Regions from separate parts of the Homo sapiens genome. Here regions 1, 3 and 4 are each linked to region 2. A link is a contact called in ENCODE Hi-C or POLR2A ChIA-PET data. All regions are on one chromosome and are shown on one strand. The core of a region is the stretch at or near the end of the contact, and the rest is flanking DNA. Distances in the headings are between cores, read along the strand shown.

Region 1 (2,817 bases), core at 285-2,784, 560 kb after region 2:
TTTATTTTTGAAAAATGCTCATAAAAAGAAAGCTACATACTTTGCAGTATCCTAGTATTTTAATTCATTATCATAAGTAAGCAGTAATTATATAGGTTCTATTACAGAAAGTATAACTGCTTTATTGTATTAAATCTTCTAGTCCTGTGATTGGTAGGTTAATTTTTTTCCAGCTTTGTAGAAGTACCATTGTAACAATCTCCTTAGTTTATGGACTTGGCCAAATGTTGTATTCACAGGTAACTGTTTCTTTTGAACTCTGAGCATCTTTCTTTATCCCAGGATTTCTGATATGGATAGCCTTGATGTGGTTAAGGGTAAATGCAACAAAATCACCTTACTTGGCCTTTGCCTTTCGTTTTACGCTTCATAGTTCTCCTTTTCTGTCCCAAAGCTAAACATGGGGTTTAACTCTCTCAGATTATATTTAGAGAGTCACTTAGGTGGGATTTTCTAAGCACTTTTATTTTAACTTTCATGAAAAATTTCAAACATACAGAAGTAGAGAGAATATTATAATAAAACTTCCATGTATCCATATCTCAGCTTCAACAGTTGTCACCTCATAGACAGTAATGTTTTATCTGTATTTGTACTTGCTCTACTTGCTCCTTCTAAATTATTTTGAATCAAATTCCACATCTTTCATAAATATTCCCAGATATGTAATATATAGTGATTATTTTTAAAACAACCATAATACTCTTATCACACCTTAAAAATTAGCAGCAATTACCTAATATTATCAAACACACAGATATAAAGCATGTAAAGATGCTGCTATCTTTTAGCAATTGAAAAATTAACATTTCAGAATGTGATTAGTGTTAAAGTGGTTTTTGTCTTGTGAACATTGTGAAGGGGAGAACGCATGGGAAAGGTCTTTTTAAATTCTGTCTGAGACAGTATTCTTAGAGTTCTGGGTTTTTTAGTCTTAAACTAAAATGAATTAAGTCTCAATTTGCTATCAAAATATACAAGCTGTTATACATTGGCCACTAAGGTGAAGTGCAAGCACACTTGTGATAGGCGTATTATGTGAAGTCAGAACTTTAAAAATAAGGAAACAAACACTTTTTTGAAAGGCTGGAAAAACTTCCTTAACATTTAAAAATAGTTCTTAAACAGAGAAAAATTTGTCAGGTGATTGATTGGCCTTAATTTGAGAAATTATTAGTTTTCATCTTCCTTTTTTATTGGAAGGAAAAGGAAGAAAATAGTTATTTGTGTACTTCTGATCAAGTGACCTAAACAGTTTTCTTTTTCCTTTGCTCTGTAAAAGATTAGTAGTCGTTTAAATAATTGATGTTAAGTGTCTCTGAATTCCTGTGTTTTGAAGGCTTTGCACATATTAACTTTCTCTTCCTGACTGAAAAGGATGTGTGTGATAGTATCTTTTTACTTAGTTAGTCTAAATTTAGATTTCTTGATCATGAATTAGAAAGCCTGTGAGTATATGTGAATGTTAGAGTATGACTGTTTTCTTATTTTTAGCTACTTTTGCTGCTGAACTTCCTTTTTTCACTGCTTGGTGCAGTTAAGGGTAAATGCAGAGCTGATTCTGGTGTAATGCAGCTTCTAGGACAGAACATTTGCATATAATATGTTCTATACCAGGAATTTGAAATGGGGACTAAATGCAATTTGTGAATGAAGCACCTTAATTTGCTAAACTAGGAGCTATGTCAGATTTTAAAAAATAAAGTTTTGCTGTCAGTTCAGGCTAGTATAAGTTATTTTCTGTAACTCAAATGATAAAAGCAAAAGTTTAAAACATTCTCTGGATCAAATCTAATTTTGAATTCCTGGCTTACAGAGAAAGCACTTGTTTATGTCTGGTTGCCATTTACCCAGCTCCCTGCTCTCCCATCTGTCAGAATGCTGACCCAGTTTGGGATTAGAATAGGGATTTACCACACGCACAAGTTTATACATGCATGCACACATGTACATGTGAATTTGTACGTATTTCACTTAACAAATTGGATTTTAGCATTGATCTTCTGCTAAATGGAATTTTAAAAAAATTATCTATGATTACTTTGCTTTTAGAGTTGGATTACAGATTACATTGAAAAAAATAGAAAACCTCCAGAAACGCTTTCCTTTCTAATACATTTCAGCTATTTTGCCTCTGGTCTCTTTCCTGTTCCTCCCCTGACCCATTCTTATTTCCATCACCTCAGCCGGCTTTATCATCATAACCCTGTACCCCTCCCCTACCAAGTAGAGCAGGGACTAAGCAGTGATTAAAACATTGGAGCAAACCTGAATGGCTTAATTCATTTAAAAAATTCGAAGGTTCTGCTGCCCATTTATCCATCAGATAAGAGGCAAAACAAACAGAAAAACTTAGCTTTAGTTATTACAGTTTATGTTTTCATCTTACGCGTGTTGCATACCAAGCTATGGTAACTGTAGACTTCCCCAAATGACATTCAGATTCTAAACTAGAAAATGCTTTTATTTATTTACTCCAGAATAAATAAAATGTCGCAGACAAGAAGGTAATGTATTTTCCTCCTAAAGTGACTTTAAAGATTGAGGTGGTTTAGTATTTAGCACTGAAACTTGGAATCAAACAGTTCTCAGTACAAAATGTCCAGGAATAATGAGGAAACGGCATGGCAGCACTGCCATGGTTTTTGTCTTTGGGGGATTGTTGTATGCAGGCAGGATAACTTTTGCGTCTCACATCTTGAATCCAGAGGTGATAGATAACCCTAATTTACCTAGCAGTTAGGTATAGCAGCAGTCTGCTACCTAGAGTTTATCCAAGAACAAGGAAATAGCAAATGTCTCCAAGCAATAAAAATA
Region 2 (2,824 bases), core at 250-2,749:
ACATGAGATACTCAACACTGTATTATAACATAGATAGGCCTGTGTTACATTATGTTGCCCACTGTAAGCTAATGTAAGTGTTCTGAGCACGTTTAAGGGAGGCGAGGCTGAGCTCTGATATTCGATAGGTTAGGTGTATTCAAAGCATTTTAGACTTTCAATATTTTCAATTTACAATGGCTTTTATAGGGATGTCACTCCACCGTAGGTCGAGGAGAATATGTAGTCAAGTTGCCTGGTCATGAGCACATTTTAGGTCAAGGTGTGTTTTACGCAGCTTCTAGGGTTTGCTCCTTCCTTTTGAGTTTGAGCCTGGGGGTGTGGGTTGAGGATAAAGAGTAGGTGTGGGCCAGGAGTGGTGGCTCACATCTGTAATCCCAGCACTTTGGGAGGCCGAGGTGGGAGGATCTCCTGAGCCCAGGGGTTCGAGATCAGTCTGGGGAAGGGACGAGACCTTGTCTCTACAAAATTAAAATAAAAATAAATAAATTAGCCAGGCCTGGTGGTGCATGCCTGTAGTCCCAGCTACTCAGGAGACTGAAGCAGGAGGATCACTTGAGCCCAGGACTTTGAGGCTGCAGTGAGCTATGATCACGCCACTGCACTCCAGCATGAGCAATAGAGTGAGACCCTGTCTGTATTGAGAGAGAGAGAGAGAGAGAGAGAGAGAGAGAGAGAGAGAGAGAGAGACACACACAGAGAGACAGACAGAGAGAGAACAAAGAGCAGGTGTGATCGGAGCTCAGGAAATCCTCCCTCTGGTAAGTAGTCTCAGCCTTCTATTGAGGCTGCCACCACAGTGCCATCCACAGCTTTTGCAGACCATGACATACGCAAACTGTTGTAAAATTTTGGCAGTGCTCATAGTCTCAGAGCCAAGCTTTGAAACAGAGAGGCAGCAGGAGACAGTGGGAGGAGGGTGGGATTAGAGACAGAAGGTCTCCGGGTTTGAATCTTTTCTCTCTATTGGCTGGTTGTGTGACTCTTGTCTCAGCTTCTTGGGCTGTACAAAGAGAAAACTAACACCTGCCTTAGAGACTTGTGATGATTTAATGTAGAGTGTGTGACATGTTATTGGATATTAGCAATTGCTGATATTTATAATGAAGAGCACTGGAAGCTGTCACAGTTCTCATAGTTTATTTTGCATTTGCTCCTCAGCATCCTCTGCTCATCTCAGTGTCTGTGTGGTCTTAGTGGGATGCTGACTATATTAATACTTGTAAACTTTACTCATTTTCCATCTCAAATGGGACAAGGGATAAAAATTATTTTTTATATTGTATATTTATTTAGTAAGTGAGCACTTTCCATTTTAGGCACTGGAGACACAGAAATGAAAGAGACAACGTGCCCTCAAGGATCTCACAGTGTGTGGTGAGGTGGACACACACACACATATCTAAGCACATGACAGTGAGAGGCACGTGGTCACGAGGTTGTGACGTGGAGCTGAGAGCTCAGAGGAAGGGCTTTGGATCAAGTGTGGTCAGACCACACTCGGCCATGAAAGTCTTTGAAGGTGGGGAAGGGGTGAAGATGGTGAGGGGATTCCACGGCTGGGAGAGGTACACTCCCTACACGTTCTAACCAACTGGCCGTGGGGAGGAAGCTGGAGGTCAGGACACAGGTAGGGCCTGGGTTTTTGCCTCATGTGACTGGGTGGATGGTCACAATTCGGCCATGCTGTCTTTGAACTCAACACCACCAAAATCATAGGATATTCCTAGTAATGTTGATTTCCACTAGATTACTTTTGTTACCAGAGTTTTAAGGGCAGAAGTCTTTGTCCCTTTTTTTCTCTAACAGGAAGCCATTCTGGGCCATTTATTTGCCGTTAACTTACACAGCCCACTGGAGAGTGGAGGGGTGTGAATGTGGGAGCCTGGGTGAGGGCTGCACCGGACTGTCACCAGGACAGTCCTCAATGCTGCCTGACTTAGCCACATTGCCAAAAACATACACCCATAGGTTATGAAATATTCAATACTGTATTGTATGGGAGAAATACAAAGAGGAGAAAGAACTGGGTTGAAAAGGTGGTCTGGTCAGGTATCTCAACCCACTGGCTTATAGACCAGGAACCACTCTAGACAATGCATGTAAGGAACAGAAATGGGAAACAAAAACATTTAAATTGTATTTTTCTCTGATTGCAATAAACTTGGAGGAAAGCTATTTTCTTACTTTGAGCTTTTCTTCCAATTATGATGAATGCAGAGATTAATTACAAAGGACCCGGATAAACTAAAACTCATCTACAGCATTTTTTTTTTTTTTGAGATGGAATCTCGCTCTGTTGCCCCGGCTGGAGTGCAGTGGCGCGATCTCGGCTCACTGCAAGCTCCGCCTCCCGGGTTCACGCCATTCTCCTGCCTCAGCCTCCTGAGTAGCTGGGACAACAGGCACCTGCCACCACGCCCAGCTAATCTTTTTTGTATTTTTAGTAGAGACGGGGTTTCACCTTGTTAGCCAGGATGGTCTCCATCTCCTGACCTCGTGATCTGCCTGCCTTGACCTCCCAAAGTGCTGGGATTACAGGCGTGAGCCACCGCGCCCGGCCTCTACAGCATATTTTAAAAGGCAAAAAGGTATTTTAAAATTCATGTTGGAAGACGTGGGCTCTAGCTGGGGCTGAGACAGATGATTCAACTATATTTTTTATTTTACTGCGCACTGAGGGTTGAAGCTGAAGAGCATGCATGCTTACCATTGTGTGTGCACATGTGTGTATGTGTGTCTTACACCAAAGACTGAAATCTCAAAAAAGCCCCAGGGAGCAGGTGTAACTATTATGCTACAAATGAACAGGTGTATTGTGGAT
Region 3 (2,700 bases), core at 54-2,553, 700 kb before region 2:
ACTACAAGTTACCAGTCCAAATATTTTTCAGGAATCATGGAGAAGAATTTTCTGTTTAGGAAGTTTCAGTCAGGTGTAGTGGCTCACACTTATAATCCCAGCACTTTGGGAGGCTGGGCAGGAGGATAGCTTGAGCCCAAGAGTTCAAAACCAGCCTGGGCAACATCATAGCAAGACCGTGTCCCTACAAAAAATGAAACAAATTAGCTGGGTGTGGTTGTTCATGCCTGCAGTCCCAGCCACTTGGAAGACTGAGTTAGGAGGATCACTTGAGCCCAGAAGTTTGAGGCTGCAATGAGCTATGATCATGCCACTGCACTCTAGTCTGGGCAACAGAGCAAGATCCTCTCTCTAAATTTTTTTAAAATAAATAAATAGAAAAGTTCAACCAGAGTGAATGTATGCTTAATCTGGAAGGATGAGTGCAGCTCCATCCAGTAGACCCTTGTCAAATAGAACTCTAACACAGATCTGCTTAATTTTCAAGATTAGTGGGAAGTCTCTATTTTTGTTAGAAAGTTCCAGAACTTTAAATATTACCCGGTTTCAAAACATGTTTTAAGGCTGGGCGCGGTGGGTCACGCCTGTAATCCCAGCACTTTGGGAGGCTGAGACAGGTGGATCACGAGGTCAGGAGATCGAGACCATCCCAGCTAACACGGTGAAACCCCGTCTCTACTAAAAATACAAAAAATTAGCTGGGCATGGTGGCAGGCACCTGTAATCCCAGCTGCTCGGGAGGCTGAGGCAGGAGAATGGCGTGAACCCAGGAGGCGGAACTTGCAGTGAGCCGAGATCATGCCACTGCACTCCAGCCTGGGTGACAGAGCGAGACTCCGTCTCAAAAAAAACAAAACAAAACATGTTTTAAATACTGTGCTTATCCATGGCTGCCTTAGCTCATGCTGCCTCTTGGGACCCTGGGTTTAGGGGCATGTCACTATACTGTAGTTCAAGGATGTGTCCAGGAAGGGGAAAGGGTGCTCTCTTAGTCTGTTTGTGTTGCTACAAAGGAAGAACTGAGGTTGTATAATTTATTAATAAAAGGGGCTTATTTAGCTCCTAGTTCTGCAGGTTGTATGTGAAGCATGGCATCAGCATCTGCTCCTGGTGAGGACCTCAAGCAGCCTCCACTCTTGGCAGAAGGCAAAGGGGAATCAGTGTGTGCAGAGATCACATGGCAAGAGAGGAAGCAAGAGAGAGGAGGCAGTGCCAGGTTCTCTTGTATAATCACATCTCACAGGAACTAATTGAGTGAGAACTCACTCTTTACTGTGAAGATGGCATCACAGCCACTCATGAGGGCTCCTCCTCCATGCCCCAAACACCTTCCATTGGGCTTTACCTCAACATTGGGGATCAAATTTCAACATGAGATTTGGAGGGGACAGTTGTCCAAACTGAAGCAGGATATCTCATCTTTCTACTTCTCCTGAGCTCTCTGACTGGCCCAAAGACCTGACCTCAAGAAGGGCTGCTCTTTCTTCCATGAGTTCTGATAGAGAGCGTCAAGTCATTTCCCAATGACTCACGTGTGTGATTTCCACATAATTTGGGGCTGCAATCTGAGTCTTGGACCACCCCTGGCCAGTCTATTGACAGTGACCGGAGGTAACAACTATGCTGTCTGTGGCATCTTTCCACAGTGGTGAATGGCTAGTTGGGTAGGGTGACTGGCTGGTCACTCTGGCCCTGTCCTTCCCTTTCTCCTTCAACAAACAGTAGGAAGGTAAACAGCCTTTAACTTGCAGCTCTTCATTTGCCAGGCAGTGGGGAGGGAGGATAAGTGGTGAGTGTAATTGCTTAAGACAGCAGAGTCAGCCTGAGACTCCGGGTGAGCACTTAAAGTGTCAAAGCAATGCAATAAACCTTCCTCAAACAGCAGTTTGACACAGTCACCCTTCTTGTTATGAGCAGAGATCTGAAACTTCTAAGCAGGTGTGTCACTTTATTTTTATTTTCTTAAAGGAAGGAGAGAGCAGCTAGTTCATTTGCATGATTTCTAGCAGTTCTTTTCTGAAACAGCCAGACAGAGACACATGGTTAAATGGTTGTCATGGAAACCAGAGAGCATAGCTCTCCTCCAAGGTCTAAAGGAAGGATGATGAAAAGTTTAAGTAATCACCATGGAAACCTAGAGCAGATTCAAGGCGAGTCAGATCCCCAGCACAGTAACCAGCAGGTAAGTCTTCAGAAACTGGGGCCCTGGTGGAAGGGTGATGCTGACTGTCCACTGTGGCTTATAGCATCAGGGCCAGCCCAGATGCCACCTCCACAGTCATAGGCCCAGAGCTCCCCACAGGGTTGGCAGTGAGATGAGTGTGTTCCCTCAAAGCTCAGACTTTCACTTTTCATGATTCGAGGTGGATCTTGGAGACTCTCTTGCCTGCCCTTCCCTGTCTCTTACCTCTTTGCATCCACAGTATGATGGGAACCCACGGATCTGTTGTCACAAAACAGAACCCTGTTCAGATTTGCAGGTAGGAAGACACTCAAGGCCCAGCCCTGGTTTATCTATGGACTTGACCAAGACACATCCCCTTTCATGTTCATTAATAACAAAAATGAAGCCAGAGATTCTGGCATTAAATAAACAAAAGCACTTGAAAGCACTTCCTGACTGCAGAGCTCTCTATGCAATTGTTGGTTTCTTCTATCACCATTTCCCCTCCTCGCCTGAGGTAAACCTATTTGGGAATA
Region 4 (2,996 bases), core at 467-2,966, 620 kb after region 2:
AGGCTCTTAAGTTTGATTAAATCCCATTTGTCAATTTTTGCTTTTGTTATGATTGATTGTGGTGTCTTCCTTATGAAATCTTTGCCCATTCCTATGTCCAGGATGGCATTGCCAAGGTTGTCTTCCAGGATTTTTATAGTTTCAGGTTTTATATTTAAGTCTTTATTCCGTCTTGAGTTGATTTTTTGTGGTGTAAGGAAGGGGTCCAGCTTCAGTTTTCTGCATATGGCTAGCCAGTTATCCCAGCACCATTTATTGAATAGGGAGTCCTTTCCCCACTGCTTGTTTTTGTCAGGTTTGTCGGAGATCAGATGGCCATAGAGTGTGGCCTCATTTCTGGGCTCTCTATTCCATTCCATTGGTCTATGTGCCTGTTTTTATACCAGTACCATGCTGTTTTGGTTACTGTAGCCTTGCAGTATAGTTTAAAGTCAGGTGGCATGATGCCTCTGATGTCTCCAGCATTGTTCTTTTTGCTTAGGATTGCCTTGGATATTGGGGCTCTTTTTTGGTTCCATATGGGATTTAAAATAGTTTTTTTTCTGGTTCTGGGAAGAATGTCATTGGTAGTTTGATAGGAATACCATTGAATCTATACATTGGAGGAGCTGCTGACTTTGCTAATTGTGGGGCCCGATGCTCTGTACTTCTTGAGAAGTAGTCTGTTCATTGGCGCTTTTTCCAGTTCAAAGCATGATATACATAGAAGACAGTGTTAGGCATCAACATCTACTCCAAACCTTATGAAATAAGCTTACAAAAAGATGAGATAAAATATGAAGATGCTTCTGTGTATTCAGATCTCTGAAAAATAAGTATCTGCTATATAGTCACAAATTATTCTGATGAAGGGAAAAGAGGTATCTAAAGAGACCATTGTGGCTACAAGTCAGCTCTCCAATCTCATAATTTTAAAAGACACGAACAGAAAGTGGGAGTTTGGATATATAAATCAAGGATGAATATAAGTGCCAAACACCTCTGAGAATAATGTTGGAAAGGCCTGGGATGAGCTAGAGTTGACAGAAAAATAATAAAAACTACATATTTGTTATGGTCACACAAAAGACAGCAGGGATACATCCCATGGTTCTCAAGTGTGGCTGTACATTAGAATCACTTAGGGAGTTATAATTTTTTACTTTTCAATATCGATGCCTGGGCCTCATACCACCCACCTTAAATCTGAACACCTATGGCTTGGAGCAGATGCCCTAGAAGGGAGCACACTCTAAAGCTGGGAATAAGAACAGTTAATGTGGAACTGGAAACCAACCGAGGTGATGAAGACAGGAAGCAGGTGCCCAGCTACCTTGGTTCAAGTCACCAGACCCAGTTAAAGTTATATTTCCGAGTTCTAAAGGACCTCATGCACTCTGAGTAACCTGTTCCTCTCCCAGTTTCATTGTCAGAAGTGGAGGGCAAGCCCCAGGCACTCTGTCGCAACCTCACCATTATCATCTGCTCTGAGACCACAAGGAACCGCAGACAGCCACGTCACCTCTCAGCGTCCTCACTGGAGTCTCTCTGTGGGCCCAGGACATCCCCTTTTCTATTCCCATTTTCTGTCACACACCATCCCCCATTCCAGAAACCCTTCACTGGCCTCTGGAGGTCAGGCTCCATTGGAAACTTGCCATATGCCCTCGACCTCCTCTCTGAAAGTTACCTTCACTTTCTTGCTCTGACCCCTGACTCCCCTGAGGGCACTGCCTCCTTTGCCATCCTGGGAGTGTTCTGTATTTTAAGGCTGTCATTTATTGACTGTTTACTTAGTGACAAGCACTGTTCTGTGGTCGTGACGTAGGTCCATTTTACAGATGATAAAACAGGCCCAGAGAAGTCCCATTTATTCTTTGAACATTGAAGTTTCATTTTCTCACGCAAAGACTACTCTTAAAAATATGACATAATTTTTTTCTGTTTTTTAAAATTGATATTTTTCCATTGTAGGACTGTAATCTCATGATTACAGAAAAGTATGAGGTGAAAAAAAAATGAATCCCACTATCCAAAATCAGCTCTTAATATCTTGGTGAATTTCCACTAGTCCTCTTTATTAATATGTATACATTAAAATAAAAATAAAAGAGTACTATATACAGAGTTTGTATGTGATTTTCATCTTTACATATCACAAGCATATTCCCAGAATATTAAATCTTTGAAAACGCATTTGCTTATAGCTCTACAATACTCCATTTTATAGGCATGCCATTTTCATCTATTTAATGTTAAAACCAAGTGAAATAGCACTACAGCCCTGCCAGAAGGGCTAAAATGAAAAGGACTGACAATAGCAAGTGTCAGGATTCAGAGCAACTGAAATACTCAGATATTCTTAGGTGGAATGTAAGTTGAACAATCATTTCACAAAACTTTTGTAGTATCTACCGAAGCTAAAAGTATATTTATACCCTCTGATGTAACAATTATACCCCAGGATAAATATCCAGCATGAAGAATGCATCTGTCCATTGGAGACAAGCACAAGAGAGCCACTTCATTAAGAAACTACAAGCAACACAATGTCCATTAACAACAGAATGGGTTTTTAAATGGTGGTGTGTGTTCATACAATGAAATATCACAAAGCGACATAACACACTACTGCTACATGAAAAAACTTCAAGGAAAGAAGCTTCAAGGGAAGAAACTTGAAGGGAAAAAACTTCAAGGGAAGACGTAAAATAATATATACTGTATGAGCTCTAAATAAAGTTCATAAACAGGCAAAACTAGCCTATGATGATGAAGTCAGAAAAATGGCCACTTTTTGTGGGGGATGCTATTGACCAGGAGAGAGAATGAGAGGACCTCCTGGGGTGCTGAAAATATCCTGTATCTTGAAATGAATGGTGGTTCCGTGGGAGTATTAATACCCCCACATAAAAACTAATCAAACTTGTATTAGTCCATTCTTGCATAGCTATAAAGAAATACCTGAGCTAGGAGTGGTGGCTCATGCCTGTAATCCCAGCACTTTGGGAGGCTGA

Evidence for each region. Hi-C counts contacts between places; a loop is a spot of excess contacts on that map. ChIA-PET counts read pairs that join two places held with the same protein, here RNA polymerase II (POLR2A). Pooled maps may share reads with other maps.
Region 1: a map with no recorded cell type shows a loop between it and region 2 (7-fold over the local background). The contact joins the enhancer-like site here to the promoter of LINC00426 in region 2. A Hi-C loop is called at or near these places in 5 of 37 single-sample maps with no recorded cell type and 5 of 50 pooled maps. POLR2A ChIA-PET finds 5 or more read pairs at or near these places in 2 of 52 experiments (Panc1 and activated CD8-positive, alpha-beta memory T cell).
Region 3: a loop to region 2 is called in a pooled map, with 17 times the contacts of the local background. The contact joins the enhancer-like site here to the promoter of LINC00426 in region 2. A Hi-C loop is called at or near these places in 3 of 37 single-sample maps with no recorded cell type and 5 of 50 pooled maps.
Region 4: a loop to region 2 is called in a map with no recorded cell type, with 19 times the contacts of the local background. The contact joins the enhancer-like site here to the promoter of LINC00426 in region 2. A Hi-C loop is called at or near these places in 5 of 37 single-sample maps with no recorded cell type and 4 of 50 pooled maps.

What each region holds. Positions count from the first base shown.
Region 1 is chr13:29,816,853-29,819,669 of GRCh38, reverse strand. All of the region lies in intron 1 of UBL3 (ubiquitin like 3), which reads left to right. Among named protein-coding and RNA genes, the nearest start is that of UBL3, 32 kb to the left of the region's middle. Within about 2 kb of position 1,534, at least 2 of the 41 ENCODE cell types and tissues checked have a DNase peak (open chromatin) inside an H3K27ac peak, as active enhancers do.
Region 2 is chr13:30,372,589-30,375,412 of GRCh38, reverse strand. It overlaps LINC00426 (long intergenic non-protein coding RNA 426), which reads left to right and starts at 1,499. Exons shown (of 5, transcript NR_024464.2): 1 at 1,499-1,630.
Region 3 is chr13:31,073,479-31,076,178 of GRCh38, reverse strand. No RefSeq gene overlaps it. Among named protein-coding and RNA genes, the nearest start is that of LINC01066, 79 kb to the right of the region's middle. Within about 2 kb of position 1,303, at least 4 of the 41 ENCODE cell types and tissues checked have a DNase peak (open chromatin) inside an H3K27ac peak, as active enhancers do.
Region 4 is chr13:29,757,436-29,760,431 of GRCh38, reverse strand. No RefSeq gene overlaps it. Among named protein-coding and RNA genes, the nearest start is that of UBL3, 92 kb to the left of the region's middle. RefSeq lists an enhancer at 1,312-1,361. Within about 2 kb of position 1,716, at least 5 of the 41 ENCODE cell types and tissues checked have a DNase peak (open chromatin) inside an H3K27ac peak, as active enhancers do.